2 separate regions of the Mus musculus genome follow, and region 1 is linked to region 2. A link is a loop called in an ENCODE intact Hi-C map of the cell type or tissue named here. Cell type or tissue: heart. All regions are shown on one strand. Links, peaks and the distances in the headings refer to the core of each region. The heading gives the core; the rest is flanking DNA.

Region 1 (16,737 bases), core at 4,356-9,355, 82 kb after region 2:
TCAAATCCTAACCTCAAAGAGGAATTTCACCTAGAAAAGCTCCTCTTACACAGCTTTAATAAGCTCCTCCCTGCAAACAGTCAGACATCATCCCAGACGGAGATTTTTCAGTCAATTGACTGCATTCTGACTCTGGTCACTGTAAGTTCATGGTCATCCCATGATGAAAATAATTGCTGGGTAACCTCAGTGATTCCCATATTCTGCAACAACTTGTACCCTGTTCAAATGTCCAAGGTCTCTTCTGACACTCAAGGCTTCCCTGATACATCTTATAAACTCAGAAAACAACTTATATCTTTCCAGCATACAGCGGCACAGAATACATATTGTCATCCCAATAGAAAGGAATGGGTACATAAAGAAGATTAAACCAAAGCAAGACAGAACCCCAGAAGGACAAACACCCAATCCTGTAGCTGTGTCTCAGACTCATGCAGCTTCAGGTTCAAAGGACTTAGATGGCCCTACTCCTTCAACTTCTCATAAATCTTCCTCTTTGGTTACTTCCACTCCCTACACACAGCGGTCCATGCAGATGTCTCATCACTCAGATGACTTAAATAGCAAAAACTGAAATATTGAAATCTGCAATAACTGGAAAACATAGATGTGCCAAGAAATGAGGAAAGGCAAGTCTTTTTTGTTTTTTGGGTTTTTTTTTTGTTTGTTTTGTTTTGTTTTTTTTGAGACAGGGTTTCTCTGTATAGCCCTGGCTGTCCTGGAACTCACTTTGTAGACCAGGCTGGCCTCGAACTCAGAAATCCACCTGCGAAAGGAAAGTCTTTAAAGTCAAGAAGAGTAAACTAAAACTTTCTCTACAGAGAGTCCCCAAATCAACAAAAACTCAAGGAACTAATAAAATAATATAGCAAAATTTCAAAGTACCAAACAAAATAGGTGAAGGTCTATCATTTTTTCAGAGGAACAACAATATAATTATAGTTAGTAAAATAACATAACACAATTAGATGAGGGTGGAAATATCCCTAATATCATTGATAAGAGGAGACACAAAGATAGGTCTATAAAAATAATAGTGCTTTTAGAAAAATAATAATAACAATAGAAAAACCACAGAAATATAATCAAAATCAAAGAAATCACTGGCCAGCATGGACCCCGTGCACTCTGGTTCTTTCCTTTACCAATTATAGATATTGTATTGAGGGTAGAGGAGTATCCTGATTGGGAGAGATTTCCTTAAAGCATTCTAATGTTTCAAAAACTGGACGACAACAGTTTTTACTGCTAAAAGTATCTCATTCTCTGATGAGAAAGAAAAGGGTATCTGTTAGGATCACTTAGAAACCCTTTTGTTTCCTATGATTGATGATGATTGGATGTAAGTCTACACCAGAGTGAGGAAATGCACACTTTTCAAAACTAAATGAAAGATAACAAATTATTCAGCTAAAGAGCTTGTTTTGCTCTTTTGAAAACAAGTGTATCCTCAATTTTCTGTTTGTATTTGTGTGAATGACAGAGAATGCTTTCCATGTGTGTACAGGTGACTTACCAGAGAAGTTGTCGGATCCTGTGGATTTGGCATAGCAGGTGTTTGTGAGCCTCCTCACTTGAGAGTTGCTATCTGAATTCAGGTCAACTCCAAGAAGAACACTCACTGAGTGACCTTCCCAGGCCACATAGTATTTTTTATCCCATAAACAAACAAACAAACAAACAAAGATATTGTTTGATCAATAATAGAAACCTAATGAATGAAGAAGTAAATACATGATCCCTGGGAACCTGATGTCTCAGTATTAAGATGTTGGGTATGGGACAAGGTAGGATGCCTCCAGATCTTCCCCAGTCTCTGTTACCTTGGGACCCAATACTCATGGTTGGCCCTAGTGATGCAGCTTCCTCTCCTACTGTCCATGCCTCAGGCAGACACCACAGACAATCCCACCTTTCCACCCTGTAATGGCTGTGTCTGTTTGTCAACTTGACTGTATCTGGAATGAACTACAATCCAGAATTGGAAGGCACACCTGTGATCTTGATCTTGAGGCTGGGAGATACAAGTTTCTGACCTGGATCTTGACATGGAGATCTTGCGGCACAGCAGCCATCAAAAGCCAGCCCATGCCTGTAATCCCAAGAGACTGAGGCAAGGAGATCCCTGAGTTCAAGGTCAGCCTGGGACAAAGCAAGCCCCAGATCCAGGCATGGTGGTACACACCTTTAATCTGGGACACACCTTCTGCTGGAGGCCTACATGAGGACATTGGAAGAAGGAAGATTGGCTCTTCTTCACCTGCTTACATTTACTTGCCAGCACTTTTGTTGGAACCGACTTCTACAGAAAACCAGCTGAAAAAGTAGGCCTATAAAGTGCTGAGGAACTATGAGATTCTTGGACTTCCCTATCACAGCTGACCATTGGTGGGGAGTTGGACTAAAAACTGTAAGTCATCACAATAAATTCCTTCAATATATGAGAGACATTCCATACATTCTGTGCCTCTAGAGAATCCTGACTAATACACATCTCTTCCTGCTGATCTCTGTGTCCTAGCTACAAACTATGGTCAGTCACCCCCTGCTTAACCACGGGCCATACTTACCAGAAGTCTGGGCAGTCTGTACAAAGTCTTATCCCACTATCATTTACCAGTGACTATATTCTTACATTTACCCTTAGCACTAGAACAGAATACCAGGGGAAGCTTCCTCTCCCTGTTTATGCCTTCTGGAGATAATACATACCATCCCTGCTTACCCTTCCTATCCTACCTCAGGTCTGTTCAACCACATGTCATGCTTGCCAGAAGACCAGGTAGGCTGCCCACAGATCTACCAATGCTATCAGTTATCCCAAACTCAATCTTCACAGTTGTCCTAAGCAATGGACCAGAACAGCAGGGTCAACTTCACCACCCTCTTCATATATGAATAGATGATATCCTATGGATAGCTAAGATCATATCTCCCTGGCCTCATCTTCATCAAGCCTCCAACACCAGCAAGCATTCCCACTTGAACACACCAGGCAAGCAGGCCAATAAAATAGCCATCATCCAGCCAACACACTCTGGAAATACAAAGGGCAACCAGAAGCCCAGGAACAAAACTCCCTTGCAAGATGAACCCAGAAATCAAAACCTAGACCGATAATCACCCCAAACCCAGATGCCTAGACACAAGCATAGGCAGATAATCATTAAAACCCAGGGAAACAGGTGAGCAACAGAGCCAAACTATCCTATCCCAACAGATCCTGAATATTTCAACATAGCTGAAAGCACAAGAAAAAGTCCTTAAAACCAACTATATGAAGATGATACAGGTCCTTAAAGTGGCAATGAATACATCCCTTAAAGAAATCCAGGGAAACACAATCAAACAATCCCATGTCTCAGAAACCTAAAAGGCTGAAGATGCAGTTGTTCTAGAATTGATATGCTTTCCCAGGGAGAAATCACTACACTCACAATGAGAACATTAATTAAGAAATATCTTAGCCGGGCCCACACCTTTAATCCCAGGCACTGGGGAGGCAGAGGCAGGCTGATTTCTGAGTTCGAGGCCAGCCTGCTCTACAAAGTGAGTTCCAGGACAGCCAGGGATAGAAGAGAAAAACTTGAAACCCCCCCCTTTTTTTGGTCTTGAAAAGCCAAAAAAAAAAAAAAAAAAAAAAAAAAGGAAGGAAGGAAGAAAGAAAGAAAGGAAGGAAGGAAGGAAGGAAGGAAGAAAGGAAGAAAGAAAGAAAGAAATATCTTGTGCCAGGCGCTGGTGGCGCACGCCTTTAATCCCAGCATTTGGGAGGCAGAGGCAGGCGGATTTCTGAGTTCGAGGCCAGCCTGGTCTACATAGTGAGTTCCAGGATAGCCAGGGCGATACAGAGAAACCCTGTCTCGAAAAAAAAGAAAAAAGAAATAAAGAACTAAATATCTCTTTGAGCACACATGAACTGATCCCTGGCACATATGTAGCAGAGGACAACCTTGTCTTGCCTCATTGGAAAAGGCTGAGCCTAATCCTGGAGAGACCCAATGCCTCAGGGAAGAGGGATAAAGGGAAGGGGGTTGATGTGGGAGTAGGGGTGGAGGAGAGAGCACCATCTCAGAGTAAAAGAAGGGGGTAGGGTGAAGAACTTTTAGAAGGGGTACTGGGAAAGGGAGCAACATTTGGAATGTAAATAAATGAAAGGATTTTAAAAAGGAAGGAAGTATCTCTTTAACACTAGCATGTGTCAAGCACTGGTTACTGCTCAGAGGAGCCAGCCTAGAACAGGCCTCGCATTCCACAGCTGCCATTATCCTCAGTCTCATTTATGTTCAGCCTCCAGGTTACACTTTGAACAATTTAGACAGGGACAGAAGACTGCAAGCCTAGCCACTTAGGCAGAGGGGAGATTTACACACCAAAGACACCTCAGAAGTACTTCTTAAGTCCATCAGAGACCTGAAACAGTGACACAGTCCTAAGTGGAAGATCCCAAAGGAAGAAAAGGACAAGAAAATAAGAGAGTAGTAGGGCAGTGGTGGCGCACACCTTTAGTCCCAGCACTTGGCAGGCAGAGGCAGGCAGATTTCTGAGTTCGAGGCCAGCCTGGTCTACAGAGTGAGTTCCAGGACAGCCAGGGCTACACAGAGAAACCCTGTCTCGAAAAAATCCAAAAGAAAAAAGAAAAAGAAAAAGAAAGGAAGGAAGGATGAAAAAAAGAAGGTACAAAGTACAAAAGTTGGGATGGGAGGTCTCCCACCAGCTATATTTTATTCTTATGCCAAGTCAGCTTCTTAAGAATAATATCATCTTTTATACTCCTTCCAACAGTATATGAAGTCAGCAGGCACTATTACACGATGGGATAAAGTTGGAGCAGTCTGCACAGCTTAATATTGGACTCAAGACATGAGGTGACGTTTACGACTTTCTCATATTAACTCCAAATATATCTTATATCAACACGTTAAAACAAAGTGCAAAAATTGTAGAAGATACTGTAGAAACTAGGCATTTCTGTGTTTGCCATCTTGCCAAGGTTTCCACACACAAGCCCATGCTCCAAAGGCTTGCGAGATGCAGCCCCTGGGCAAAGTTCACCTTGAAGCACAGGGAGGACGGAAACCACAAACAACCTCAAAGGTTGCCTTGTGGAGCTGCGGTTCCCACCCTGCCCCAGGAAGGACTCACCATACTCGCTCCAGTTGTTCAATCGCCTGCCCCTTCCCATTGGAAGCAGCTGCCATATACTCACCATGTCACGGGTTCAGAGCTCGCCTGAATTCCCCTCACGGCACCCAGCAGTAGCACACAGAGCAGGACACACAAACCGCTCAAGCCTCCTCAGCTACAGCATTGAACCACCAACATGGTACCCGGAAGCACCCTCCTCCACTTCTGACTGGCAGGTCAGAATGGAGGCCCTGATTGGTCAGTATGTCTTGAGTGACATAAGCACCTCCTTAAGGTTGTAGTGTGAAGAAGGGACACAGCATAGTGTTTCTTGGCTCATGATTCTGGGCCAATCCTTTTCCAGATAAGTAGGGTGAGAGTTCACTGAAGGGATAAGGCAAGTGGTTGCTGTACCAGGCTTCCGTTCCAGAGATAGACCTTTTCCAGATCTGGAGAGATTTACATTTCAGTAGCACTTGTGCCTGTCCTCTAACCCCCTATCCTTCTTGCTTCCAACACTTCCCTTTCTCCCTCCTGTAATTAAGGCTGATGGCTTGCAGGCTGAGGATTCAACTTGCAGTGAAATAAACTATGTGGCCCACAGGAAAAGGGTGCCCTGAATATTAACAATTAAAGAGAGATTTTTAAGAAACACAAAGATTTTTGTTCGATGGTTTCATTTCAGGTAAATTGCAGCTACATTTCACCTGGCATGTATGAGACTTTACTCAGCCCTGGGAGAAAAGCAAGAAACAGAGGATAAACTCTATGCAACACTATTGCTAGGCAACACAACTTCCTTAGTTGGAGGGGAAAAAACCTCCACAGCTATATTAATAATGGTATTTAGATGAAGATAACTGATAGAATGGATCTCTCTGTATATGTAGTAAGTGGATTTATTGGAATGGCTTGCAAGCTGTGGTCCAACCAGTCCAACAATGGCTGTCTGCAAATGGACAGATGAAGAATATAGTAGTGGCTCAGACCATGTGGCTGGGTGACACTGCTGGTCTTCAGTCTATACCACAATTAGGAAGAAGTAGCCCAGTTTTCAAAAAACTGAGCTTGCTAGTCAGAGGTAAGACATGAAGACAAGGAGAAAGAAGAGAAAGAACTACCACCTTCAATGACCTTTATAAATGCACTCTGCCACTAGAAGCTGTGGCCTACATAAAGATATCTCTTATCACTTTAAAATATCCAGATTTAAAAAGGGGGTTACAACTTAAAAAGATATAATTATGAAAAATCCTTCACAGTACTTGAACTGTCCCCATTTTAGTTAATTCCATGTATTTGACGACCAAGAATAACCATCACAAGAGGCAAGACTGAAGAGCTAAGACAGATTTTGTTCCATTTACAAGCAAGGAGAACCTGGGAGTCATTCCCAAAGTAATTATTTATGTTTAACTTTAAAATTTATTTACTTTTATTGTTTTTTACAGTCCATACTTCATCCTCCTCCCTGTCTGCCCCGTGACCATTCTTCATACCATACCTCCTATCCCCACCTCTGTCTCCAAGAGGATGTCCCCACCCCACAACCCAGCCCCACCAGACCTCCCCAATCTCTGGGGCCTAAAGGCTTTTCATTTTAAGGTGCATCTTCTCTCATTGAGGCCCAACCATGCAGTCCTCTGCTGTATATGTGTCGAGGGCCTCATAACAGCTGCCTGGTTGTATGCTGCCTGCTTGGTGGCTCAGTGTCTTGAGAGATCTCCCGGTCCAAGTCAGTTGAGACTGCTGGTCTTTCCCTGGGACGACCTTCCTCCTCAGATTTTTCCAACTTTCCCCAAATTCAACTATGGGGGTTCCGGGCTTCTGTCCATTGGCTGGGTGCTAGTATCTGCATCTGATCCTTTCAGCTGCTTGTTGGGCTTCTCAGAGGGCAACCATGTTCCTGTCTGCAAGCACATCACAGCACCATTAACAATGTCAGGACCCTGGACCCCTTTGAGCTAGATCCCAATTTGGGCCTGTCACTAGATGTCCTTTCTCTCATGCTCTTCTTCATTACTTTGTCCCTGCAGTTTCATCAGACAGGAACAATTCTGGGTCAGAGCTTTTGACTGTGGGATGGAAAGCCCATCCCTCCACTTGATGTCATGTCCCTCCATTGGAGGTGGACTCTACAAATAACCACTCCCCACTGTAGAGCACTTCATCCAAGATCCCTCCCTTTGAATCCTGAGAGTCTTTCAACTTCCATGTCACCAGTACATTTTAGAGTGTGACCCTACCTCCAGAGGTTAGCTGTTTCCATCCTTTCTGCTGGCCCTCAGGGCTTCAGTCCTTTTCTCCAAACCCAATACCTGTTCATTTTCCCTACTTCCCCTCACTGTGCCCTCTCCCAACCAGGTTATTCCATTCCTCTTCCCCTTTCCCCCATAATCACTTACTTCTCCTACCCTAGTGGGTTTGAGGCAAACTCACTTGGGTCCTTATGCTTGTTAACCTTCTTGAGTCCTGTGTGTTGTGTCTTGGGTATTCTGTATTTTGGTTAATATCTAATTATTACTGATTACATACCTTTTGGATCTGAGTTACCTCACTCAGTTGTGAATTCTCTGTTTAGTTCTATAGCCCATATTTTGATTGGCTTGTTCAGTTTTTTGGTGGTTAGCTTCTTGAATTCTTTATATATTTTGGATATTAGCCTTCTAGTAGATGTGGGTGAAGAGTTTTATCTCAATCTGCAGGTTGCTGCTCTGTCCTACTGACTATATCCTTGCCTTACAGAAGCTTTCCAGTTTCATATGGTACCATTTATCAATTCTAGATCTTAGAGCATGAGTCATTGGAATTCTGTTTAGGAAATTTCCGGCTGTGGCAACGAATATTAGGCTCATTCTCACTTTCTCTTCCATTTGATTCATTGTATCTGGTTTTATATTGAGGTCATTGATCCACTTGGACTTAAGCTTTGTGCAATGTGATAAGAATGGATCTATATTCATTTTTCCACATACAGACTACCAGTTAGACCAGCACCATCTAGTGGCCCAAAGTACTTAAGTCCTGTTTCCACTTCCTCAAAACCTGATCATGTTCTCTACTTCCCCTTCCTGTCCCCACTCCCTCTGCCCCTTCCCCCACCTTGATTTCTTTCTTTTCCCTCCCAAGTGGGATTGAGGCAACCATACATGCACCCTTCAGCTACTTCTCCCACTTGCAAAAGGGCTACAATCTTTAATGAGGAACACCATGTTGGGACACAAAGGTCCTTGCACCCAAAGATCACCAGGGAAACCAGGAATCTTAAATATAGAGAGGCCTGCACTCAATTGAAGAAAATAAAGGACTGGAGAGATGGCTCAGTGGTTAAGAGCACCAACTGCTCTTCCTAAGGTCCTGAGTTCAAATCCCAGAAAACACATGGAGGCTCACAACCATCTGTAATGAGATTTCTGGAAGAGAGAGGCTAATTAGCATTGTTCAGACCAAGATGTAGGAAATGACCTGTGGGTGGAGACACATTCCACAGGATGGACTGTTGCCCACCCTCAGACAAGGGAACTCCTTGTCACCTCATTCCCTAAAGACCAATCAGTTTAAAGGGTGCACTGTTCCGTCAATCACATTGTGCCTAGTTGTTGATGCTCTATTGTGCCCCTGGAAACTGCATCAAAACTCTGAATGACTGCCAGGTGTCCCTGCCTCTGCTTCAGGTCTGGGCCTACCGCAGAACACTAGAAAAATAAATTTCTCTTGCTTTTTGCACGTGTTTCACCCAGGGGGGTCCCCGCTTAGGATTCCCAGAGTCTTACAAAAGTGTGGAGCAGAGACTGAAGGAAAGGCCATACAGAAACTGCCCCACCTGGGGATCCATCCCATATACAGCCACCAAAACCAGATGCTATTCTGGATGCCTGGAAGTGCTTGCTGATAGAAGCCTGATATGGTTGTCTCCTGAGAGGCTCTTTCAGAGTCTGACAAATACAGAAGAGGAAGCTCCTAGGCAGTCATTGGACTGAGCTCAAGGGTCCCTGATGGAGGAGATGGAGAAGGGACTGAAGGATCTGAGGGGGTTTGCAGCTCCATGGCCAGACCACCAGAGCTCCTGGGGACTGCAACACCAAGTAAAGAATACACATGGTGCTGGCCACACATGTGGCAGAGATGGCTTTGTTGGACATCAGTGGTAGCAGAGGCCCTCAGGTCTATGGTGTTCAATACCCCAGTGGAGAGGAATGCCAGGGCGGGAGGATGGGAGTAGGTGGATGGAGGAGCACCCTCACAGAGTCAAGGGGAGAGGGTAAGCAGTAGGGGGATTCTGAAAGGGAGGTGTGGAGAGGGGAAATAAAGAAAATATCCAAGAAAAAAAAGAAATATTAAGAGCTGAGTAAAACAGAAAAATAGAGACCACTTACATCATGCAAATTATTTCTCAAGCTGTGTATAGTAGAGAATTTCTACAGCCCCAGCACTGAGGGCAAATAAGCAGAAAGATCATTGTGAGTTTCAGAATGGGGCTACATAGTACCTACACACACACACACACACACACACACACACACACACACTATGGAAAAGAAGAACCAACGTAAACAACATAGATAAAAAGGAACAATGAAGAAATGCAAGAGAGAATCCTCTTAAGGTCCTTTCATGTGTTTGCCATCAGTGCCTACATAACCATTGTCAAAAATGAATACTGATAAGCATGGGATTACATGCTAGTAATTCTAGGACTTTCGGGGCAAATTAATATCCATGAATTTGAGACCATGCTGGTTTACATAGATACTTCTTTTTTTTTTCTTTTTCACTCAGATGTCTCTATGCTGTTTAATTTATTTTTTATTAGATATTTTCTTCATTTACATTTCAAATGCTATCCTGAAGGTCCCCTATACCTAGACACTTCTGTTAGTACAACCCACCTCAAATGGAATTGCATTTTTAAATAAATATTGTTCTGGTATGTAAAACCAGGAGCAACATTGAAGTGTAATATCAAATTTTATTTTATAACCAGGCCAATCTTGCAGTCGCCTCTAAAGGAGAAGAGAGAAGCATTCCTGATTACAAGCTGTGGAGGCTGTTTACACTCAAACTCAAGGCTGAGGTACATAGTGAATGATTAAAAAATCAGAAATTGTTGCATTGTATAATTTAGTTTACTATCAACCAGTTCACAGAACACACAATGAAACAATGGAAACAAACTATGATGTGTAAATCAGAAGATTATTGAGAAAGAACAAATCAAATAAGATTGACTTTTAACTTCTAACAGGAGGAAAGAAAAACACTATATGGAACAATATAGAATTAAAGAAAATAGTTTTAACAGGAAAAGAAAGATAAAATGTCAGCAGGTCCTTAACAAGTATAATTTCCTTTATTTGGGTTTCATTGAGAACTCCATATTACCTTGATCCATTAAGTACACTATAATGTATAATTCATATTGACTCTGTAATAGATAGCACTATATATTTAATCCTGTGGCTTAGGAGCATCATTCATACCAAGAGTCTCTTCTATAGGAGGAAGTAATTTGCTGTTAATCTGGGTAGAAGTTGTGCTCAGCGGGTAAGAGCACTGACTGTTCTACCGAAGGTTCTGAGTTCAAATCCCAGCAACCATATGGTGGCTGACAACCATTTGTAATGGGATCTGACACCCTCTTCTGGTTCTGTCTGAAGATAGCTACATTGTACTTAATTATAATAATAAATAAACCTAAAAAAAAACTTAAAAAAAAAAAGAAAGTTATATATGGGCTGGTGAGAGTCCTCAGTGGTTAAGAGCATTCACTGCTCTACCAAACCTAATGAGTTCAGATCCCAGCATCCACATGGTGGCTCATAACAACCTGTAATGAGATCTGACACCCTCTTCTGGTGTGTATGAAGACAGCTACAGTGTACCTATTTATAATAATAAATAAATCTTTTTAAAAAATTTTAAAGAAAAAAAAGAAAAGAAAATTGTCTTCTGCAGCCAACAAGGTGGAGCATGGGAGCCCTCAAAACCTGAGAACACCATGCCTGACCTCAAGCAGTACTACATAGCAATAGTGATTATAAAAAAAATAAACCAACTGCATTGTATTTGTACAGAAGCACACACTTTGATCAAGGGAATCAAATAGAAACCCCAGAAATAAACCCACACACTCACGGACACTGGATTTTGACAAAGAAACCAAAACTATATAGTGGAAAAAATAAAGTATCATCAAAGAATGGTGCTGGTATCACTGGATATCTACATATAGAAGAATGAAAATAGATCCATTTTTATAACTATGCACAAAACTCAAATCCAGGTGGATCAAGGACCTCAACACAAAAATGGATATACATTAAATTTCATAGAATGTAAAGTGGTAAATACCCTTGAACTCATTGGTACAGGAGACAGTTTCCTGAACAGAATACCAATGGTTCAGGCTCTAAGATCAACAATCAATGAATGAGGCCTCGTGGAACTGCAAAGCTTCAGGAAGGAAAGGAAACTGTCAATGTAACAAAATGGCGCTCTACAGCCTGAGAAAGGGTCTTTACCAACCCTACATCTGACAGAGAGCTAATATCCAAAATTTACCAAAAATTCAAGAAGTTAGACACCGACAACACAAATAATCCAATTACAAATGGGGTGCAAAGCTAAACACAGAGTTCTCAACAGAGGAATCTTAAATGACTGGGAAACACTTAAAGAAGTGTTCAAATCCAATGGAGCTCTAACACTTTAGTGATCCCAGGATATTGGGATGGCTAAAGGGATAATTTGGTCTGAGACTATGTGCCAATTTTTGTGTGTGCTGTTGATGACAAAACCAGAGAAGTGGAGCTGCATAATCCCCATTTGACAAAGAAGATTTGGGTTCCAACACAAGACAGCTTGCCAAAGACCAGCCTCAGACTGGAGACAGTTGCTGAGTGTGATGGTTTGTATATTCTTGGACCACTGAGTGGCACCTTTTGGAGGTGTGGCCTTATTAGAATTGGTGTGACATGGTTTGGATTAGGTGTGTCACTGTGGGTGTAGGCATAAGATCCTCACCGTAGTTGCCTCGAAGTCAGTCTTTCACTAGCAGCCTTTGGATGAAGACATAGAGCTCTCAGCTCCTCCTGCACCATGCCTGCCTGGATGTTGCCATGTTCCCACCTTGATGGTAATGGACTGAACCTCTGAATCTGTAAGCCAGACCCAATTGAATGTTGTTTTTTTTTTAAGACTTGCCTTGATCATGGTGACTGTTCACAGCAGTAAAACCCTAACTAATATTCTGAGAAAAGGTTGTCTGTGAGTGGCTAAATAAACTACTTGAAGTCAAAGAGAATCCACATTGGTGGCCTTTGTACTGTTTCAGACAGCTTTGCAGCTTGCTCTCTCTCTGTTCTGCTTTCTCTGGATTTCTCCAGATAGCTCTATTTTCTGCTCAGGAAGTTTCTCTAGGTAGTTCTCTCTTGTTATTTTAAAAGATTCTTTGGACATCTCATCACTTGCAGATCATAAACCCAGTCCGTTTTCTTTTTTAAATTGAATATTTTCTTTATTTACATGGTCTCCCCTCCAGAAATCCCCATCCCTACTCCCCTACCCCTGCCTCTATGAGGGTGCTCCTCCAGCCATCTACCCACTTCTGCCTTTCAGCACTGGCATTCTCCTACACTGGGGTAAGCCCAGTTTTTATTTCACATGTGGATCTAGAAATTTACTCCAGGTTCCCGTTTGATTGTCCCATTAATTGGCATTTAGTGAGTGCAGCCCCTTAATGCTTAGGAGAGAGCAAGCAAGCTGGCCTCTGTTAAGTAATGAAGGTAAATTTTCGAGTCAGGGTTTCTCTGTATAGCCCTAGCTGTCCTAGAACTCACTCTGTAGACCAGGCTGGCCTGGAACTCAGAAATCTGCCTGATTCTGGCTTTCAAGTGCTGGGAATAAAGCCATGCACCACCATGCCCGGCTGGTTCTTCCTTCTTGCAAGAAAAAGTATTTAGCTTCATTTTGAATTTTCAGGAGCTCACAGTTAAAGAGAGTGGATATTTAAAAAAAAACAAACAAACAAACAAAAAAAAAAACAAAAACAAAACACCAAGTCTTTAAAATGTTGGAATTTTTGAAATAATTAAGGAATTTTAAAAGGTCAACTGTGCACCAGGCTGTGGTGGTACACGCCTTTCATTCCAGCACTTGGGAGGCAGAGGCAGGTGGATTTCTGAGTTTGAGGCCAGCCTGGTCTACAAAGTGAGTTCAAGGACAGCCAGGGCTACACAGAGAGACCCTGTCTCGAAAAAAACCAAAAAACCAAAAAAATAAAAAATAAAAGGGTGAACTGTGCTATGTTTATTGTGTTATGATAGAACATAAAATCTTGAGAATAATGTAAAAAAGCAAAACTTACCATTTGGTAATGGCATATTTGTTGAGTAGACAAAATATCAATTGTGTGTGTGTGTGTGTGTGTGTGTGTGTGTGAAATGATAAAACTGATCATTTTTTGAAAAGGAGAAACCACGGTTCTGAAATGCATACAACAGTCGGTACTGCAGGAAAGCATGTAGTGCAACTTCCTGCAGAATGATCGCTGTGGACACTGTGAGCTCTCACATATGGGCAGGTGCTGCTGAGAAGTATTAGAAAGATGACTGAACATGAGTCTAGGTAGCCATCCAGTAAATCAAATTCTTCAATGGATTCTATTTCAATTCCTGGCTGCATCATTTCTGTTCTGCTTTAATTTCAGCCTTTCTTCCCTAAATGATATACTGTGGGCTCAATGTACAAGCCACATACACCTTTTCCCTCTACGTGTTACTTTTAGCTATGCTCTTTATCACAGTGGTAGAAAGAAACTGGGGCATGGTCCTTCTTTCTGTAAGGGTTGACATGTCTGTATCAAGATTTGTGTTTGAGGCTGGTTTTTGGTGGTGCACGCCTTTAATCCCAGCACTCAGGATGCAGGCAGAAGCACATAGATTTCTCAGTTCTAGGTCAGCCTGGTCTACAGTTTTACTTCCAGGACAGCGAGGGCTACACAGAGAAACTCCGTCTTGAAAAACAAAAAACAAAACAACAAACAAACAAACAAGAAGATTTGTGCTTGAGGACAAAGGACAAGATTTCATACATTCTTACATTCCATGCAATGTTTAAAACCCTGTTCTTTTTGTGCCTTATTATGCCTTATAGTCTAGATGCCCTTGAGTGTGCATGCAGTCTCACCTATCAAATCTGTATTTCACCATAGATGAACTAGGAATAGGTGTGTTCACTAACATGCCTGCTATGGAGGTTTTCTGGATCCAAATTGAGGACTTACAAATTGTTTGAAAGCACTTTACACATGGCAGCTATGTTCACACCTGAAGTAATTTAGGATTCAGGATATTTTTTTTTAACACTGTGAAGACTTTAGAAACACTCAGTATATGCTAGCTAATAACACCATGAGTTCTCTAAAACAAAGATGAAAAGATCCTTATTTACTGGTCGTAGGTACTGCTGCAAATTTCCAGAACTTACACAGGGCTCATTCATAAGTAATTGACTATCACTCTTAGTCTTTTCAGTACAAAGTAAAAGAGAGTCAGGTACTTTGGTTTAAACCCATTGTCAAATAAAAACAAAACAAAAGGCCAGACCTCTCTCTCTCTCTTTCAAAGTTTATAATTTTATTATTCTTTTTTTCTTATAATTTTCACTGGATATTTATTTACATTTCAAATATTTTCCCGTTTCCTGGGTTGGTTTTCACCCTGCCCCTCCCCCAGGAAACTACCTTTCTCATCTCCCAACCCCTGCTTCAATGTTCCACCACCCACCCATCTACTTCCTTTCCCTGGCCTTACATTGGTGCATTGAGCCTTCAGAGGACCAAGGGCCTCTCCTCTCTCTTTCTTCTTTCTTCCTTCTTCCTTCTTCCTTTTCTTCTTCTTCTTCTTCTTCTTCTTCTTCTTCTTCTTCTTCTTCTTCTTCTTCTCCTTCTCCTTCTCCTTCTCCTTCTCCTTCTCCTCCTCCTCCTCCTCCTCCTCCTCCTCCTCCTCCTCCTCCTCCTTCTTCTCTCTCTCTCTTTCTCTTTCTCTCTCTCCTCCCCCTCCCCCTCCTTCTTCTTCTTCCCACATATTTTGTGAATGGCCTTTCATTTCTAATGTTGTATATGATGGGAGAACTTAATCTTGGCAACAAAGTTCTATCCCCATATCTTGTAACTTCTATTTGGGATGTTCATGCGAAATATCAAGTTTATGTCCTGTTTTATAGCTACATATCCTGGGAAGGTTATTTTTTTCAAAGTTAAAACTTCAAGTTTATGTCTGTTTATTATGTGTATGATACGTAATGATAGCTTTGCCATATTTGGGGTATAACTCTCAACGAAGATTGCTACATACATTTATCATGTTTAATAAAAGCTTTGCCAGATTTGAGGCATACCTGTCAGAAAAGGTTGCTACAAACATTTATTTAGAAAATAAATAAACTTAGAAATAACAAAACTGTTTACCTTTGCCACATAAAGCACATAATACAGCCTTCATTGAAGAAAGGCAATCGCTTTAACTCGAATATCAGTCATCTCTCATCTCATGAGATGAATCTGAATGTAAAAGCCATGCCCACCAAGTCTCAGAAGTTGATCAAGGTTCTTGAAACCTCATATGGTGGTTGATGTAGCATATCCTCTGATCTCTACGTATGTGTCACTGGTATCAAAGTAAAAGATTAGATGAATATGATAAAAGTTTTGAACAGAGTTACTTTCTTTGTTGTTGTTGTTTGTTTGTTTTTTTTCGAGACAGGGTTTTTCTATATAGCCCTGGCTGTCCTGGAACTCACTTTGTAGACCAGGTTGGCCTCAAACTCAGAAATCTACCTGCCTCTGCCTCCCAAGGGCTGGGATTAAAGGCATGCACTACCACGGCCCAGATTCCCCCTCATTCTCTTGTCCTATAGTTCAAGACATGGAACTCACAACTATTTATTCAGCACTATGTCTGACAATTTGCCATTAGGCTTCCTACCATGATACTAATGGACTCTCTGAAAGTAAAAGCCAGACCACAATTAAATATCATATCTACAACATGTTTTCCTACAAGTTCTCTTACAAAAGTGTTTGTGTGGGTGTGGGTGTATGTTTAATTTGGATTTGAAATCATTCTTTCTTCACAAATTGATGGATAGAGGTATTGTCAAATTAGTTGCTATCAGCAGGACTGAAAGGGCATGACAATGGGCTGGAGTGATGGCCCAGTGTCTAAGAGCACTGGGTGCTGTGTCAGTGGACTCAAGTTTGAGTCTCAGTACCTACAGGACTAGTAATTATGCGTAACGTTGCTTGCTGTTGAAGGTTGATTTGGTCAGGCTTTTGATACAAGTAAATAAATAGAATGGAATGAGAATGAAAATTTGTACCAATAAAGTGAGGTTGGTTTTAGGAGGAATGTGAATGTATATGTTTTATGACTTTGAAAAACTTCCTTAGAGGATACTGGAGGTGTTTGAAAAACTGGACTATTATTACCATTGAGTGATGAGAGATTGAGGGGCTGTTCTTGTCAAAACGTGGCTGCATGGTTTGGGAACTTTTTAGTCTTTCTGTCGGTCTGTCTGTCTATCTGTCTGCTTGCCTTTCTCCATCTCACT
Region 2 (16,737 bases), core at 3,948-8,947:
GTCTAGGACCCTGATCATCATTACTAATTGGCTGGAACACACAGGGCACAGACATAGAAAGGACTTGCATTTTCCTCTCCTAGTGGCTCTGTTTGTTTTGAGGTACCACCAGAAAAGACTGCTTGGACATGGATTTAAGTTGATAGAAACTCCTTAGTAGCTTATCAGCAGCTGCACTGAGTGTTCAAGCTCCCCAGTGTAGCCCCAGCCTTTCTTAGGATGAGCTTCTAAACACAAACACAGTCTCCTGGATTGCTACACTTCAGTAACAACAGCTGTAAGTGGAACTACAGAAGCTAAAAAGCAAGGTTAGCACATTTAGAGACTTCCCAGAACTTTGATGGACTAGGTCTTTGTTTTAATTTTGGTTGGTGGTGCTGTCCACATGCTGAATTTTATGGCCTGAATGGGGCTTTCATCGTGGAGTCAGTTGTGCTAGGGTCTGGGGGGGCCTGTTACATGGTGGCTGTGAATCAATTCTGCATGGCACTCGCTCTATCTGCCTGAATGATTGCTATGAATTAGTCCCTTACAGCTACTGACTGACTGCAGAATAAAGGCCCGGCTGTGTGTAGGTGATGAGAAAATTAGGAAAGTGACTTCTGGGAAGCCAGGTTTGTGGTGTGCCCTCCTTCTAGTTTGTGTGTCTGGTAGTCAGATCCTGACTGGCCATCCCAGTGCATCTGACCTTAGCTCTGACAATAGTCTGTGAGGAACCTGGGTAGGAACAAACACCCTGGCATCAGGATATACAGAGATCTCACCGTTAGTCAGTATAGCCATTCTTGGGCAGTGTAGGAGGTGCCCAAATATAAGGTCCCTTAAGATCTTCCAACTGGAAGTGTGCACTATTAAATTTAGCATGAACCTCTCTATATGGGTTATCGGCCTGGGAGCTGCTCATTCTTAAACATCCTCAGTCAGCTTCTCACACTTCAGGCACTTGGTCATCTTGAAAGCACCCTACCACCTGATTATGTTGTCGCCTCTTTGTCATCTTGTCAGTCTGTCACTTCTCAGTTGCCTGGCCATTCTCTCAATCACCTGTTGTATACATAGAGATCTGGCTTCTATAGTAATCAATTCTTGTGGCTGGTTCCTTTTCCATCCCCACAAACTAAAAAGGAGCATGCATCACCCTTCTGCATTTCCAATGTACAGTTATTATTCTATGGGCCCCAGGAGATGTGGAAATGCCCTTGGGGTTTCTGTGGTGGTTTGAATATGCTTGGCCCAGGGAGTGGTATAGCAGTGAAGTAGTTAAACCACTCTATGTTCTCTATGTTCCTGGCAGGTCATGCTTCCAGCCATCCACCAGAGCCCTCTGGATTCACTAATGAAAGGTGTGTGTGTGTGTGTGTGTGTGTGTGTGTGTGTGTGTGTGTGTTAATTTTGATATGTCTTGGCTTGCTCAATGGTTAGGAACCTCTAATCCACCCCACAGCTATCATATATTTCCCTCCAGTAACTGGCTTAATAAATATCTTTTAATTTTATGTTTTGGTTTTTTTTTTTTTTTTTTTTTTTGAGACAGGGTTTCTCTGTATAACTCTGGCTGTCCTGGAACTCACTCTGTAGACCAGGCTGGCCTCGAACTCAGAAATCCGCCTGCCTCTACCTCCCAAGTGCTGGGATTAAAGGCGTGCGCCACCACGCCCAGCTTAATTTTATGTTTTATCTTTGTTGTCTTGTTACCTCCTGGGCAGCCCCTTTGGGGGCCGCTTTCCTTCTTGTACCTACATTTTGGCCCTTATTCCCTCTTGACTTGGTCCATCCCTGCCCCCAGTTAAATCTGATTGGTAAATAAAGATGTCAGTAGCCAATGGTTGGTCAGGACAGACAGAGATGGGACTTTTTGGATTCCCAGGCTTGGGCCAGATAAAAAAGAGATACGGAGGCAGGTTCACCATGACTCAGAGGTAGAAGGATTGGGTTTAGGAACTACAGAAGAAAAATCATTCAAAATATAGATAGAAGGGAAAAGCAACCCTAGGGGGGAGGTGCCCAGAAGGTAATAGGGCAGCAAAGATAAAAGATAAAATTAGAAGGTGTTAAACCAGGAGTACCAGAGGGAAATAAATATACGCTAGTTGCAGGGAGGATTAGAAGTGCCCAGCCATTGAGCTAGCCCAGACATATAAAAATTAACTGGCGTATGTGTGTGTGTGTCTTTCATTCGAGAATCCAGAAAGCTCTGGCAGGTGACTGGAAGTGTGACTTGCCAGGAGCATAGAGCAGTTTAACTAATTCACCACTGCAGATAAGATAGTGCCCAATATAGGGCAAGAACTCACTACTAAAATTTATTTAGAGATTCTCAGATGGAATACACACACTATGGTGTTAGATTAAGATTTGGGGAAGAATTTGCTCCTTAGCAGGTTATAGCTTTTTCCCAAGCCACTTGGGAATTTCTTCCCATGGTTCAGAATGATAGAAAGAGCTTGAGCTCAGAGATGCTGGGAGCCCCTGCTGTGCAAAGAGACAGGCTGGCTGCACAGAGGCAGAGAGAATCAAATGGTAGACACTACTTGCTTCCTACAAGCAAGGATAATAAAGTATAGAGATGAATAAAATTTGATTTAATTGTTTTTAAGGATAGAAGGGAGTATAATGGTAGTTGTTTAAATGTTCTTAAATAAACATGGAATAAAGAAATCCAGGCCTTTGATCTCAAATGTGGAAAACAAAGACATGAGGATAGAGAGAATAGTTTGAAAACATTCTTTAGAGAAGATTTGAAAAGATCTTGCCAGGGCAAATACTTGAGATCTTTTAACATAGTCTACACGAGATTTCTGAGATAGCTTTGCCTGGTATGACAAGTCTAAAGCCTAGAAATAGGTTTATACAGTATGTAGAAGAGAATTTATTTAAAATCAATACATAGATAAATAAATACTTTTAGAGACTTTTGATCTTAAATTGTGGTCATAAGCAGGGGGTAGGTAACCTAAACCTCTCTCAGACAGAAACTTAGGCCTTGATCTCACTATCAAAAGTTAATCGTGTAAGAACAAGACAAACATTATCTCAGCATATTCTAATATTTATTTAGATTGTCTTAATTACTTTGAGCCATTTTAATTATCAAAATGTGTGTGGCTATGAGTTTGGTAGTTATATTAAAATCCCTCTGGGGGCTGGAGAGATGGCTCCGTGGTTAAGAGCACTGACTGCTCTTCCAAAGGTCCTGAGTTCGAATCCCAGCAACCACGTGGTGGCTCACAACCATCCGTAATGAGATCTGACACTCTCTTCTGGTGTGTCTAAAGATAGCTTACATATAATCAATCAATCAGTCAGTCAATCTTTTTTTTTTTTTTTAATTCCTCTGGGAGAGGGGACAAGCTATTAAATGAATTCAATCTATACCTTTAGCGATTTCCAGTTACTGGACCAAGGACATGCTATTTTGGGAGAGAGACTCAATATTTGTGTTGACAGGAAAGGAGAAAGGGCCCCTTCCAGAGTGATATGAATCAGACATGATAGGGGAAGACTCCCTAAAGGTCTTAGCTACAGACAGGAAAAAAAAAAAAATCAAGAAGACCAAACAGGACAGGTAACTTGATCTGCTGATTCTTCAACATGAGAACAGTCCAATGACTGGCTTAGACATAAAAATGTCTCTAGCCAAAACATCAGCAATCTGGGGTGGCGTGGGGGGGATAACAGAAGAGGTGACTTATAGCCACAAAATCCTTTGGTTGACTCATTGGAAGTTACTAAAACTCCTTGGTGAAAACGACCCCATTCAGGTGCATTGTGACAGCTCCCTATAGTCAGGCAGGAAGTGCTCAGTGAGTGGAAGGCCTGGTGTGAGTGAGTGTGAGTAGAGGGCCTGGTGTGAGTGTGTAGGCTTCTTGACTAAGTTGACTGAGTCAGTGAATTTAACTGATTTGTTAAGAAGAAAAGGGCCACACGGTATGCCAGGAATGGGGGTGGGGGGTGGGGGAAGTGTCTAGAAACCTGGATTAGGAATGAGAAGTAACAAGAAACAGAAGAATTATTGCTGTATTTTGACAGGGGTGGGCAGGGGAGGTTGCTTTGTTTCAAGCCAGGATCTGTTGGTGTTATGTTACACAACCAAAGAAAGAGGGTCACTCTAGAATGCAATCAGGCTCTCAGGCAGCAGGAAGTCCAGCCTCAACGAGCTGAACCTCACCAGTCATGCTGAAGACTATTTATTGAAGGTTACACAAAAGGTTTTTTTGGGTAAAACAAGTTTCTTATACCAAAGCCCCTAATCTACTCTATATGTTTCATGAGGGAGAACATCACATCCCTGAAAATTTAGTCCTTGGTGTGCACTGTTGGCTGTACCCAATAATGTAAGACATTCCAGGTACGCCAGGACTGTCTTATGACCAAACTCATGCGAAGGCTGAAAAGCCCCTTCAGCAAAACGACTCTATAGATAACAGAAAACAATTGTTGTGATGAAGGTTATATAGGTATAATGAAAACAACTATTCCATTCTTAATGTTTACCCTAGATACAATGATTCTACTAGGGTTGCGCTACAAGGGAGATGTTTATATAGCTCAGGCTGCTCTCTTCATTTAGTTGAGTCTGAGTCTGGGCTGACCTTTCTGCCTCTACCTTCCTGCTGTTTTCTGCATTGTTAACTCAATGTGAGATAGTGGGGATGGTGTTTCCTTTAGAATGGAACAGCCTTCAGGCTAATTCTCTTTTCTTCCCCTTCTTGACTATAAGGGCACACCGTGGAACTCACTCAGCTCATTTGTCTCACGTCAAAAGCCAAACCAAACAAACAAAACCAAAACCAAAAGAATAAAATCCCAGGTATTCCTTTAAAGATGTATTCATTTTATGTACAAGTGCATCACCTGTATGTTTGTATGTATGTACTACATATATGCACCACTTGTTTGCCTGCTGCCTGTAAAAGTCAAAACAAGGCATCAGATTCACTGGAACTGGAATTATAGACAGTAAGTTACCATGTGGATGCGAGGTGTCAGGACACAGTTCAGAAATGAAACCGTGTGAGGGGAATTCTGGGTACTTAGGAGAAAGCTCCAAGAAAACAAGACAAGAGTCTTGTGAACGCGGTTTCTTCAAAAACATGGACTTGTTCTTGGAATGTGCTTTTGTGCCCCTCCTAGATGAGACAGATAGGAGTGAGCTTACTTTAGATTATTCATTACAACTGATATTGTTATGGGTATATACTCACCTCTTGATCTTCCTGCCTCAGCACCTGGAATGCAGACATTGCAGGCAGGAGTCATGACACCAACCCTATAATTTATAAATGACACGCTTCTGCTTCTTGGTTCCTTTTGTTTAGATCTGTCCCTCTTCTACACACAAGCATTTCCAGTACACAATTATGTGGTTTCTGTACTACCCATCTAAGGGTCAGGTCCAATTCTGGCCAGATACATCAGCAGCAACCTATCTGTAAACTCTCCTCTTCTCCTGCACAATTGTCTTTGGCCTATAATTGTAGCCTATGTATGAATATCCTTTTGGGGGGGAGACACATGGGGGGCACTGGGACCTTGAACGTATGAGGCAAGCATTCTGCTACTGGCCTTACCTGTGCATATTTATTCCTAACAGCAGCAATCATTGGTGCCCCACACAAAGTGATAGCTCTCACAGACAGACTGTGTTCTATCTCAGATATCTCCTTCATAGGGAAGTCTGTGAAGAAATGGCTCACTGGGAACACGAATCGTTCTTCCAAAAGACTGGGATTCGGTTCTCAGCACCCAAGTGGATAATTCATGCTGGGTTGCATTCATATGATCTAAAAGCCCTTTCTGGCCTCAGTGGACACCAGACACAAGCACTTGGGGCACAAATGAACATGCAAGCAAAACAAATAAACAAACAAATAAATGGTTGAAGAAATGGTTCAGTAGTTACAAGCAGTGGTTGCTCTTGCAAAGAACTAGAGTATCAATTCCCAGCACCTACATACTAGCTAACAAACACCTTTAATTCCAGTTACAGGGGATCTGATGCTCTCTTCTGACCTCAGTGGGTACCAGACACACAGGTGATGCACGCACATACAAAAGAAACACATATACACGTGAAATAAATAATTGATAAATTAAACAAAATTATTTTAAAATAGAGTAAATAAATCAAGCAGAGGAGCGTGAGATACAGAGTGACATAACTGGCTGGAGTTCACATGATCAGCAGGCAGCCTGCTCAGGCTTAACACTTGGCAGTTGGACTGCAAAGTCAGGTTGTCAATTCCAGGCCCTAGAGAAACACTGTCCTGGTACTTCACTAAATTAAGAGCCCAGCTGTTCCCTTGGCACTGGACACTCAGAGTTGTTTTGGTGGACCACTTACTGTCACTTGAGATTCTTTTTCTCCTCCTCTTCCCCCTCCCCCTTCCCCCTCCTCCCCCTCCCCCCTCCTCTCCCTCTCCCTCCCCCTCCTCCCCCTCCTCTAGGGACTGGGGTGCATAATTTACACATCAAAACAGATCTGGCCTCCAGGTTCTCCCAGCATCCCTCAGTCCCTACTTGGCACACCCTGCCCTCAATCCTGAACTTTCCAGCCCCAGGCTGGGCTGCTCATATCTCAGAGGCTCCACCCTATATAATCTGGACATTTTGGTCTCTCCTCCTCCTCTTCTTCTTCCTCCTCCTCCTCTTCCTCCTCCTCCTCTTCTTTCTCCTCCCCCTCCTCCCCCTCCTTCCCCTCCCCCTCCCCCTCCCCCTCCTCCTCCTCCTCCTCCTCCTCCTCCTCCTCCTCCTCCTCCTCCTTCTTCTTCTTCTTCGTTTTTCGAGACAGAAACTATTCTTCTTTTAGGTATCCTTTAGTCCTGAATCCCTTGCCTCTCTCTTCCATTCACAGCTACTCTCCATTTTGTGTAAGAACATCCCGAATGAATTCGTTCTAGGTAAGTGTATTGCAGGTAAATCCTAGAAGTGTGCAGGTGAAGTGCCTGTGGAGAACAGAGGAGGGCGCCAGACCCCTTGGGCTGCATGGAAGGCAATTACAAATGCCCAATGTAGTCTGGAAACCGAACTTGGGACGCATGGAAAAGCAGCCAATGCTCATGATGGCTGAGCCATCTCTCCAGGCTGTATTTTCTGTTTCTTTTTACTTTCTGAAATAAACTCTCATTTTTTAACTCCCAATCTTTCTAATTCTTTTTACAAGAAATGTGAGGGTTTAATTTTTTTATTAATTTGTTTTACATCACATACTTAATATAATTTTATATTAATTTTTAATGGATTTAAAAATGACATCTAGGAAGCCGGGCGTGGTGGCGCACGCCTTTAATCCCAGCACTCGGGAGGCAGAGGCAGGTGGATCTCTTGAGTTCCGAGTTTGAGGCCAGCCTGGTCTACAAAGTGAGTTCCAGGACAGCCAGGGCAATACAGAGAAACCCTATCTCGAAAAAAAAAACCAAAAAAAAAAAAAAAAATGACATCTAGGGCTGGAGAGATGGCTCAGTGGTTAAGAGCACCGGCTGCTCTTTTGAAGGTCATGAGTTCAAATCCCAGCAACCACATGGTGGCTCACAACCATCCGTAATGAGATCTGATGCCTTCTTCTGGTGCATCTGAAGACAGCTACAGTGTACTTAGATATAATAATAAATAAATCTTTTTTAAAAAATGACATATATTTATCATATGCCTATTCTCTGCACACACATGATGCTACTTGCATGTGGAGGTCAGAGAAAAACCTTTTTGGGTCAGCCTAGGGCATCAGGATGGGTGCCAAGTGCCTTTACTACTGAACAACCTCACCAGCCCCTGCTGTAGTGGTTTTGATTCAAAAAGCCTTGGAATATTTACAAGTGTAATTTTCAGAATGGATACTATACACATTTAAAAAAAAGAAAGAAAGAAACAGCATGAAACTCATTCTGTGTAAAACCTACTTCTCTTGTGTTGCTTCTTTGTTTTGATCTCTTCAGCAAACGTGCAAATGTGACTCAAAGCCAGCCGGTCCTCCACACTTTTCATAAAGAAAACAGCAGGGTACAAATGATCTGACTGGGGAAATGGGAAAAGCAGGCCCTCCAGTTAGGGACAGGGAGGGAGGTAAATACTGAAGGAGCATAAAATAATGGTCAGGATGTGTGAAAAAGTCATAAGGAGTCATAGTATAAACTATCTACCTAAAAAACTCTATGATACATGTCTTTGTATAGGTGTGTGTGTGTGTGTGTGTGTGTGTGTGTGTGTGTGTGTGTGTGTGGTTTAAATGAAATGTTTTCATCTAGGCTGAAAATACCACCTCCAAGAGCAAAAGACTGTCCAACAAACCCCAATACTAGGCATGATAGGCCCTCTTTTGAGTTGTGGTTAGGGTTGTCTAAGAAACTTCCAAAAAACATCACAGGCTATTGCATCACTAATTCACACCAGTGAGAAGCCTTATGAATATATAAACTGTGGGAAAGACATCACCCAAAAGGCACACCTCAGTTTATACAAGAAAAGCATCATGTCTGCCATAAATATGGGAGAGCTTCAACGTGGAGTCAGCATTCAACATGCACTAAAGAATTCAAAGAGGGGACAAGCTTTACAAACGTGGTGACTTTGGGAAAGTTTTATCTCAAAGTCCAACTCCAAAAGCACAAGGAAATTTACACAAGAGGTAAATTATGTGTGCACTGACTTTTGGAAGGTCTTTGATGGTAAGTCAGACTTCAGTGGGCACAGATAACTCACATTAGAGAAAGACCTCTTGTCTGTTAAAAATCTGAAAATGTCTTCCTCCAGAAGTCAGAGTTGACATCCCATCAGCAAACCCACACTGGACAGAATCCTTATGAATGCCATAAATGAGATATTGTTATATGGCCTCACTGAGGATGTATCATAGAATCCATGCGGGGAAAGATCTCACATGCCTTCTAAATAAGGAAAAGCATTTTACAACTTCACATTTTAGTAGATACACAATGACTCATACCAGAGACAGTTTTTAGAGTGAAGTTATGGTGCCATTATCACATGAAGGGCTCTGCTGGGAAATAAATTCTCAGTCCATTAGCACAGTTCCAAATAAAGTATACTCCTTGAGTTCCTTGGAGAGATCCTTTTATAAGTGATCTAATTGCATATGACACAACTCCCATTGGGCAACATCTGTCTATGTACTTCTTGTTCCAGTATGCAAATTGGCATGAGAAAAATTACTTGCAAAAAACAAATTTGTAATAATAAGCACACATGTCCCAGTTTGTAGTAGCATGTTAGGTGATTGTGATTTTATTTCAGGATGAAATGATTTGAGCAAAAATTAAGGAAGATGATACAACATAAATTATTCCTAATCTGTGTTGGGACTTGCTAGCCCCAGCGGGGGGTTTCTTCTTTCTTGTTGGTTCTTCTTGAGGCAGCGGAGGGAAAAGAGCATGGGCAGGTAAGACTTTGTCTGATGAGAAAATTAGAGTTGCTATATAATAAAAACTTTACTTTTCTAAGTCTAAGTTACTATGCTATTGTAGCTGACCTGCTTTCTGTGTTCCTCTGAGGCCAGAGACTGCAGTCTCGGGCACATAGCACCTCATCCTAAAACAGCAGGAGATTAAGTAAAGGATTCATTGCTAGAGCCTTTTCCCTGTTGTCCAGATTCCTCTTGCTTGTCAGGCTAGGGGGAAGTTTGAAGCAATAAACTTCTATTGAACCAGAAGAAGAGAATAACATTCGCAGAAGAAAAAACTTTTACATAAGCGAATAAGCATAATCTCACATAAGTTCATATACAGATTCATGTATGCTCATTTATTCATTTACATATTTCCATTCAAACTCAGTTGGGCCCAGCTTGCATGCATTCACACAAAATTACATACTTATACACATATGCATACTACATTCTCACAATTACATACTTTCACGCAAATCCATACTCACCTATGCATATGGAGCAAAACACCAAGCACCAGTGCAGAAAGACCTCACTCATTCTGGATGAAAACTGAGCTCCAATCTTTATTACATAGAGAAAGAAAAGGCTTCTTACCCTTTTAATGCTAAATGAATTAAACCCATGTTTGTAAGAAAAAAAAGCTTTGTTTCTTTTACTAAGACTAAGCCTGCCTTATCCTTACCATGGGACCTATTTTGCCAGGAAAGCAGGGCTGCCAAGGACAGCGATAGTCAGTCTGTTGGAGACCCACAGAGACCAGGGGGTGTTTGTGAGAGTGACTGCTTTGCTTTCTGGACAGGCAGTGTGAGTGGAGGACCTGCTACGAGGCCATGTGCAGGATTTGACTCCAAATTGTGGCTGGCAAGAAGAGGAAAATTGACAAAATATATGAAAAATGGAAAAATCAGTTCTTTACATTTTGATTTCAAATGGAGGAGAGAGAGGACCGTTCTCGATCTGTCTGCCCATTTGCCGTAACAAGGGTTAAAATTTTACTTAATAAATGGGAGGAACTCAGGAGATATGTGTATGTTAATTTAGATGCGAGTTCTGTAGTCAGCAGAGTCTTGGAGTTGAGTGCTGGATCCAGTACTTTTGGGATGGATAATTTCCATGCCAGGAATGGTATTTCCTGTAGGGACCTAGAGCTGCAAAAGGTAGTTTTAAAGAAGAATTTTGGGGGTTTTGTTTGATTGCTTCCTTTTGATTTTTTTTAACACAGGGTCTCATTATGTAGCCCTATCTATCTTGGAATTCACTATGTAGACTAGGCTGGACTTGAACTCACAGAGATCTGCTTGCTTCTGCATCCAAAGTGTTGAGATTAAAGACCAGTGGCACCACACACACCCATCTCTTAAGAGAAAATTTTAATTCCTAAGATCACTTTGCAAAAATCTTACATGAGTAAGCCAGTGGACATGGTATAATGATCAATAACTGGCAGTCAGCCAGAATTAAAATGCCTTCCCAGTGAGAAATGACTTCACACGATTAGAGATTAATAAAGGGAAAAGCTATTTACTAATAGTGTTTGACTGGTTTTAACTAAAGCACAAAGAGAACCAACCTTGAACAGAAATATTTGCCAGCTTATCTAGCCTTTAGTCTTCTGCATTCCACATATGCTTATACAGCCATATACATTACACATGCTTATACAGGCTTCTACATTCCATACATGCCATCTACATATGGGTCCAGGCCCTAGGTTACAGTTGGAATAATTTTATAGGGACAAGAAACTGCAAGTCTGACCACTTGACAGATGGGAGATTTCCATAGCAAAGATATCAACAGGATTATTTTTTAACTAAACCAGTGTAGTTGTTGTTTTCAAATAGTTGTTACCAAGGGTCAGCCTGCCCACCTGGTAGAACTATGGTTTTGAGGGGAGGGGGCAGGGGAATAAGAGCACAGGGACTCAATGGTAGACTGGGACTTAATGATGGTTGTCACCCTGTGCTGCCCCTTGAGTGGCCCTTAGGAGGTATGTTCTTGGACTTGGGGTGGGCAGTCAGTCTTGGTGAATAAACATCAGCAGAAACATTTTTCTCAGCAACCCTAAACTTCAATTATGGTATAATTTTTTTCTTATGGTTTCTAACACACCTGGTTAGTGAACTATTTACCTTCCAGGCATAATGGAAGGCAGCACTTCTTTAGCTAATTTCTATTTTGTGTAATTAATTTTCTTGTTGCAGGAAATATTAAAAAATGAACCCACCAACTCTCTGCACTCCTGCTTCTCTGAACCCGCCAACTCTCTGGCCCCGCCGGGCCACGTTACCACTCTAGGACTGGTGCCAGCGGGCCACAACATTATGTCTCCACGGGGTCCCACCAGTTCTGTCCCACATTCCAATAACCAAATAGATCTGCCATGCTCGAAGTTTGATAACACAATACCCAGTAACCCAGTAAACTCAATGCTTATAGTTAACCAATCAGATTTATATATCAATAAACTCTCAATACACTAGATGCCAATACAATAATTTCAGAACCAATTGACAATGATAAAAGCTGCCCACTTAGATTAGAAAAATTATCCCAATATTCTAACCTTTATGATATCATAACAACCTGTGGCTGGTCATAGCCACGCTGATTCACGGCTACCCCAGATGCTGCCTGTCTCTGCAACTCTTAGCTCCTCCTCCCTTTTCCCTGTCCAATCACAGGCCTCCCACTGCCCTAACGTAATTGGATAGGGAAAATCCTGCAACATTTCCTAAACGAGTTTATTAGCAAATCCTTTATAACATCAGTTATGTTCCTTCAAGTTTCCCCTGCATCAGTACCACATCCATATTGGAGCAAGTTATTTAAACCCCAAATTGGGGGTTATTTAGGGTTCTCTGGAAATCTGTACATTGCAATCTCTGTGTGTTGGTTATTTTTGTCAGCTTGACACAAGCTACGGTCATCTAGGAAGGGGAATGCCAACGGGAAAAAATGCCTCCCTCCTGTATGTAACTCGGTGGAACATTTTCTTGATTAGTGCTTGATATTCTGATTTTGAGTTTATTTATGTGTTTTGCAAGAATTTATTTTATTTTTAGAAACAGGATGTATCTGTTACGTAGCCCAGCATATCTTGGAGCATATTATGTAGACTAAGCTGATCTCAAATTCACAGAGATCTGTCTGTCTCTGACTCCCAAGTGCTAGAATTAAAGGCACATGTTACCACACATTAAACTTTTTTTTTTAATTTTCATTTTATGTGTATGAGTGGTTGGTTTGACTGCATGTATGTATGCCTAGTGTCCACAGAAGTCAGAAGTGACTCTTCTAGTGTGTGGATGCTGGGAGCTGAACTTGGGTCTTTGGCAAGATCAGAGAGTGTGCTCTTAACTACTGAGCCATCTCTTCAGCCTCAAAACACTTTTTATTGTTTTCTTTAGATATGGTCACCCTGTGGACACCAAGCTGGCCTTGAATTTGTGATAATCTACTTACTTCTGACTTTGAGTACTGGAATTATAGGTGTGTGTTACGCCTCCAGTCTAGAAAATAAAAAGATAAAATAAATAACAAAGATAAATTATGACTCTTAGGTATGCTCCTCGCGGATAGTTGTTTAGAATTATATACGGTGATTCAGTGCTGTGCTTTCTGCCCCCTTACAAGAGTAAGATCATTGATTGACAGTTGACTTGAATAAGGCTATTTCCATATTGGGGCATGTTACTTTAATCTTTTCTGTTGGGGTTGACTTGGGGTAAATTATATTTTCTGTGAAGCACTTACTTGTTGTCAAGGTGGTAATGATTTCAGAAGCCTGGTGCAGATTACTGGCTAGGAGGCAGTTTGTAAACCTGACAGTCCTATGTTCCTCTGGTTAGAGGTTACTGATGTTAATGGTGTTAATTCCAGCATTCTGATGCAGAGGGGACACATCAGATGGACAGGGTGGAAGTGTGTTGGGGATTGGTTCTAACGTTTTGGTTCAATCAGGAATCCGCAAGTCCAAACGCTGAAGGCCCTTCTCCCCAATTAGTTTTTGATCGATCAATAAAGACGTCAACAGCCGATGGCTGGGCATGGGGCAGGGCACTTAGAGTTGCTCAGACTTGGACGCAGAGAGGAACAGAGCAGAATCTCACCGATGCAGTAGTAGCTGGGAGAGCTACAAGAGAGAGCCACGGAGCTATATGAGAATTCCAGTGGGTGGGCTCTGGCCACTTCCCTGTTTGGGCCTCGGGTAGCAGGGGAAGGTTTAGGAGTGTCCGTAGCCAAGGCATTTAAAAAATAAGCTAATGTGGGCATGTCTTTCATTTGTGGATCCAAAGATAGCTCCTGGGTGAGTGCGCACATGCGATTCGCAGGGAGCACAAAGTGCTGTAGCAAAAACTCTCTGCTACAGATGGCATGCAATGTGGTAGGCAAGAACTCACTATTAAAATAATTTAGAGATTTCCGAATGAAGAAGACAACACACACACACACACACACACACACACCATAAGTTTAGGAGGAGCGGAGATTTGGTTTCTCAGCTAATCTAGCCAAGCCACGTGGTTCCCAAGTAAACTGCAAAACTAGAACAAAGAAACAGAACCACCACCTGCAGGGATTTACCCGAGGGCTGCCTGATAGAAGGAAGACAGTAAGAAGCAGACAGTTGCCAGCCTCCAGCCACTAGATAAAGGATAGAGATTTATAAATCTGATTTAATTGTTTTTAAGGATAGGAGGGAATATACTGATTTTGCCTGAGCCACGTGGGGATTTCTTTCTGTGGTTTCGAAACTGTTACAAAGAGTTTAAGCTGATAATTTGGGAGCCCCTGGTATGCAAAGAGCCAGGCCAACTGCTAGGAGGAAGACAGTAAGAGGCAGAGAGGCAGAGAGTAGACACAGCCTGCTTCCTACAAGCAAATAATCAAAGGATAGAGATGAAAATATTTTTTATTTGTTTTTAAGAATAGAAGAGTGTATAATGGTAGTTGTTTAAGTGTTCTTAAATATCAAGAGACATTAAGCTCCACAGAAGGGAGAAGGTAGGGTGAGGGAATGAAAAACATGCTTTAGTGACATTTAAAAGTCTTGCCAGGGCAAATTCTCAAATGGGTCTGCATGGGATTTGTGGGATTGCCTACGGTGGTACAACAAAAGTTGAGCCTGTAACCAGGCTTGTAAAGTATGTAGAAGGGAATGTAATTAAAGTTAAATACAGAGATGTATAAATATTGAGGCATTCGATCTTTAAAAAAAAAAATTAGATTGAAAACAGGGGATAGGAAGCCTAACTGATCTCAGGCAGTAGAAGCTTAGGCCTTGCGAATTATATAAAGAGAAAAAGGCATACTATAATATGAACCTACGTATAATATGTGATCCACATGTGGAGATCTTAATCTCTACAGTAGGGAGGATTTAAGAATACATAGATGTATAAAATATTGAGGCTTTTGATCTTAAATTATAGATTGAAAAGCAGGAGACAGAAGCATTATTCTCTGCAGAAAAGATTTGTTTAGATTGCTTTAATTGCTTTGAATTGTTTCAATTATCAAAATGTGTATGGATATGAGTTTGGTGGGTACATCAAAATTCCTCTGGGAGAGAGGTCAAGCTATCTATACCTTTAGTGATTTCCCGTTATTGGACCAAGAACATGCTATTTGAGGAAAGAGGCTCTGTATTTGTGTTGACAGGAAAGGAGAAAAGGCTTTGGACCTCTTCCAGGGTGATATGGATCAGAGATGACAAGGGAAGAACCCCTGAAGATCTTGGCTACAGGAAAGAAAAATTCGAGAAAATCAAACAGGACAGGTAACTTGATTTGTTGATTCCTTGACATGGCAACAGCCCAATAACTGGCTTAGACATAGAAACGTCTCTAGCCAAAACTTCAGTTAAAATCAGACAATAAATCTTCCTGTTTATGGAATCCTTAAGATTCTTCGTGCCCTCATATGGCATGGATGAAGCGTTATTATAATTGGATATTTATAAAATTAACTCATAAAAAAGGCTGGTGTCTTTCACCTGCTCAAACAAGGAACAAAATTTTATCCTTAACAGATCTGTTCACCCTGCACAATCCCTACGAATATCTTAATAGTACTAAACTTTTGGCTGTGAGATTCATATGTTACAGAATATACAGCTTTGACAAGATTCACCCTCAGAGATGCTGAACTGACCTGCTGTCCAGCTCCCTGCTTCTTGATTCGAAGAGACTTGCTTCTAGAACAGCATCAGAAATTGCTACTGATTCCAGATTCTCTTACCTCATTCAATCTTGCAGACGTATCCAGTCAGAACTTCAGTCAAATCCTGAGCCTTCTAAGCATACAGAGAGCGGATAACAGATGCTAAAGCTAGCTTCTTAAGTCTAACCAGTTAATTTTCCTACCCCTCCCCACCCTTTTAAATAACTTCTTGTTGCCCCTATACAGCAAAAAGAAGCCATGGAGAGGTGCTGGACCGATTCCTTGGGTTTGGATGTCTGGCTATGGTTATTTTACAAATTATAGATAGCTGACCATTTTAAGGGATCATTTGGGAATGATCATAATTTTTGAACAGGGAGAAAATAGGATGGATTGCAAAATTTATTCTTGAACAAAGCATTATGTGGCCATAATCTTACATTGGTAGAAATCTTTGTAATTGATGTAAAATTGAATATAATTTCTTACATTGGTACAGAATTTATATATATATAGAATTGTTTTCATTGGTATAAATCTGTATATTGATACAACATTTGAAATTAATATTGTTATTCTCAGGTAGGCATTGTGCTTATGCAACTCATTTAAGAACACAAGGGTTTGACCCAGTCCTTTTTTTGTTTGTTTGTTTGTTTGTTTGTTTTGTTTTGCTTTGTTTTTGTTTTTGTTCTGTTTTTTTTGAGACAGGGTTTCTCTGTATAGCCCTGGCTGTCCTGGAACTCACTTTGTAGACCAGACTGGCCTCGAACTCAGAAATCCGCCTGTCCCTGCCTCGGGAGGCAGGGTGGACCAAAATGCTCAAGACAGGTGCTCCACGTTCTAAGAAATTTGGGAAGTGTTTAGGTAGTCCCCTGTTTCTACAATTTGTTTAAGTTTTGTAAAGTTTTTATGCTTCTCATTTATTCAGGAAATATTTAATCAGTTTTTGGATTTCTGATGGGGTTGAAGACTAATTATAGTCCAATAAGCAAACTTAAGTTGTTTGACATTAAAAGATAGAATACAGTGTTAAAAACGTGGTTTTCAGATGCCCCTCAACAGAGGAATGGATACAGAAAATGTGGTACATTTACACAATGGAGTACTACTCAGCTATTAAAAAGAATGAATTTATGCAATTCCTAGGCAAATGGATGGACCTGGAG

Evidence for each region. Hi-C counts contacts between places; a loop is a spot of excess contacts. Peaks named below come from ENCODE experiments on the same cell type or tissue, not always from the same donor. Only the 100,000 strongest peaks of a DNase experiment are listed, where the experiment ranks them.
Region 1: a loop joins it to region 2, with 11 times the contacts of the local background. A loop is called at or near these places in 4 of 42 quality-filtered maps.

What each region holds. Positions count from the first base shown.
Region 1 is chr7:43,242,340-43,259,076 of GRCm38, reverse strand. It overlaps Gm35588 (predicted gene, 35588), which reads right to left and starts at 5,323. Exons shown (of 5, transcript NM_001378676.1): 1 at 5,210-5,323; 2 at 1,520-1,633. The coding sequence starts at 1,552. In heart, for the core only: a CTCF peak has its summit at 8,134 (motif pointing left); no DNase peak of the experiment used is centred there.
Region 2 is chr7:43,323,630-43,340,366 of GRCm38, reverse strand. No RefSeq gene overlaps it. Among named protein-coding and RNA genes, the nearest start is that of Zfp715, 19 kb to the right of the region's middle. In heart, for the core only: a CTCF peak has its summit at 6,961 (motif pointing right); no DNase peak of the experiment used is centred there.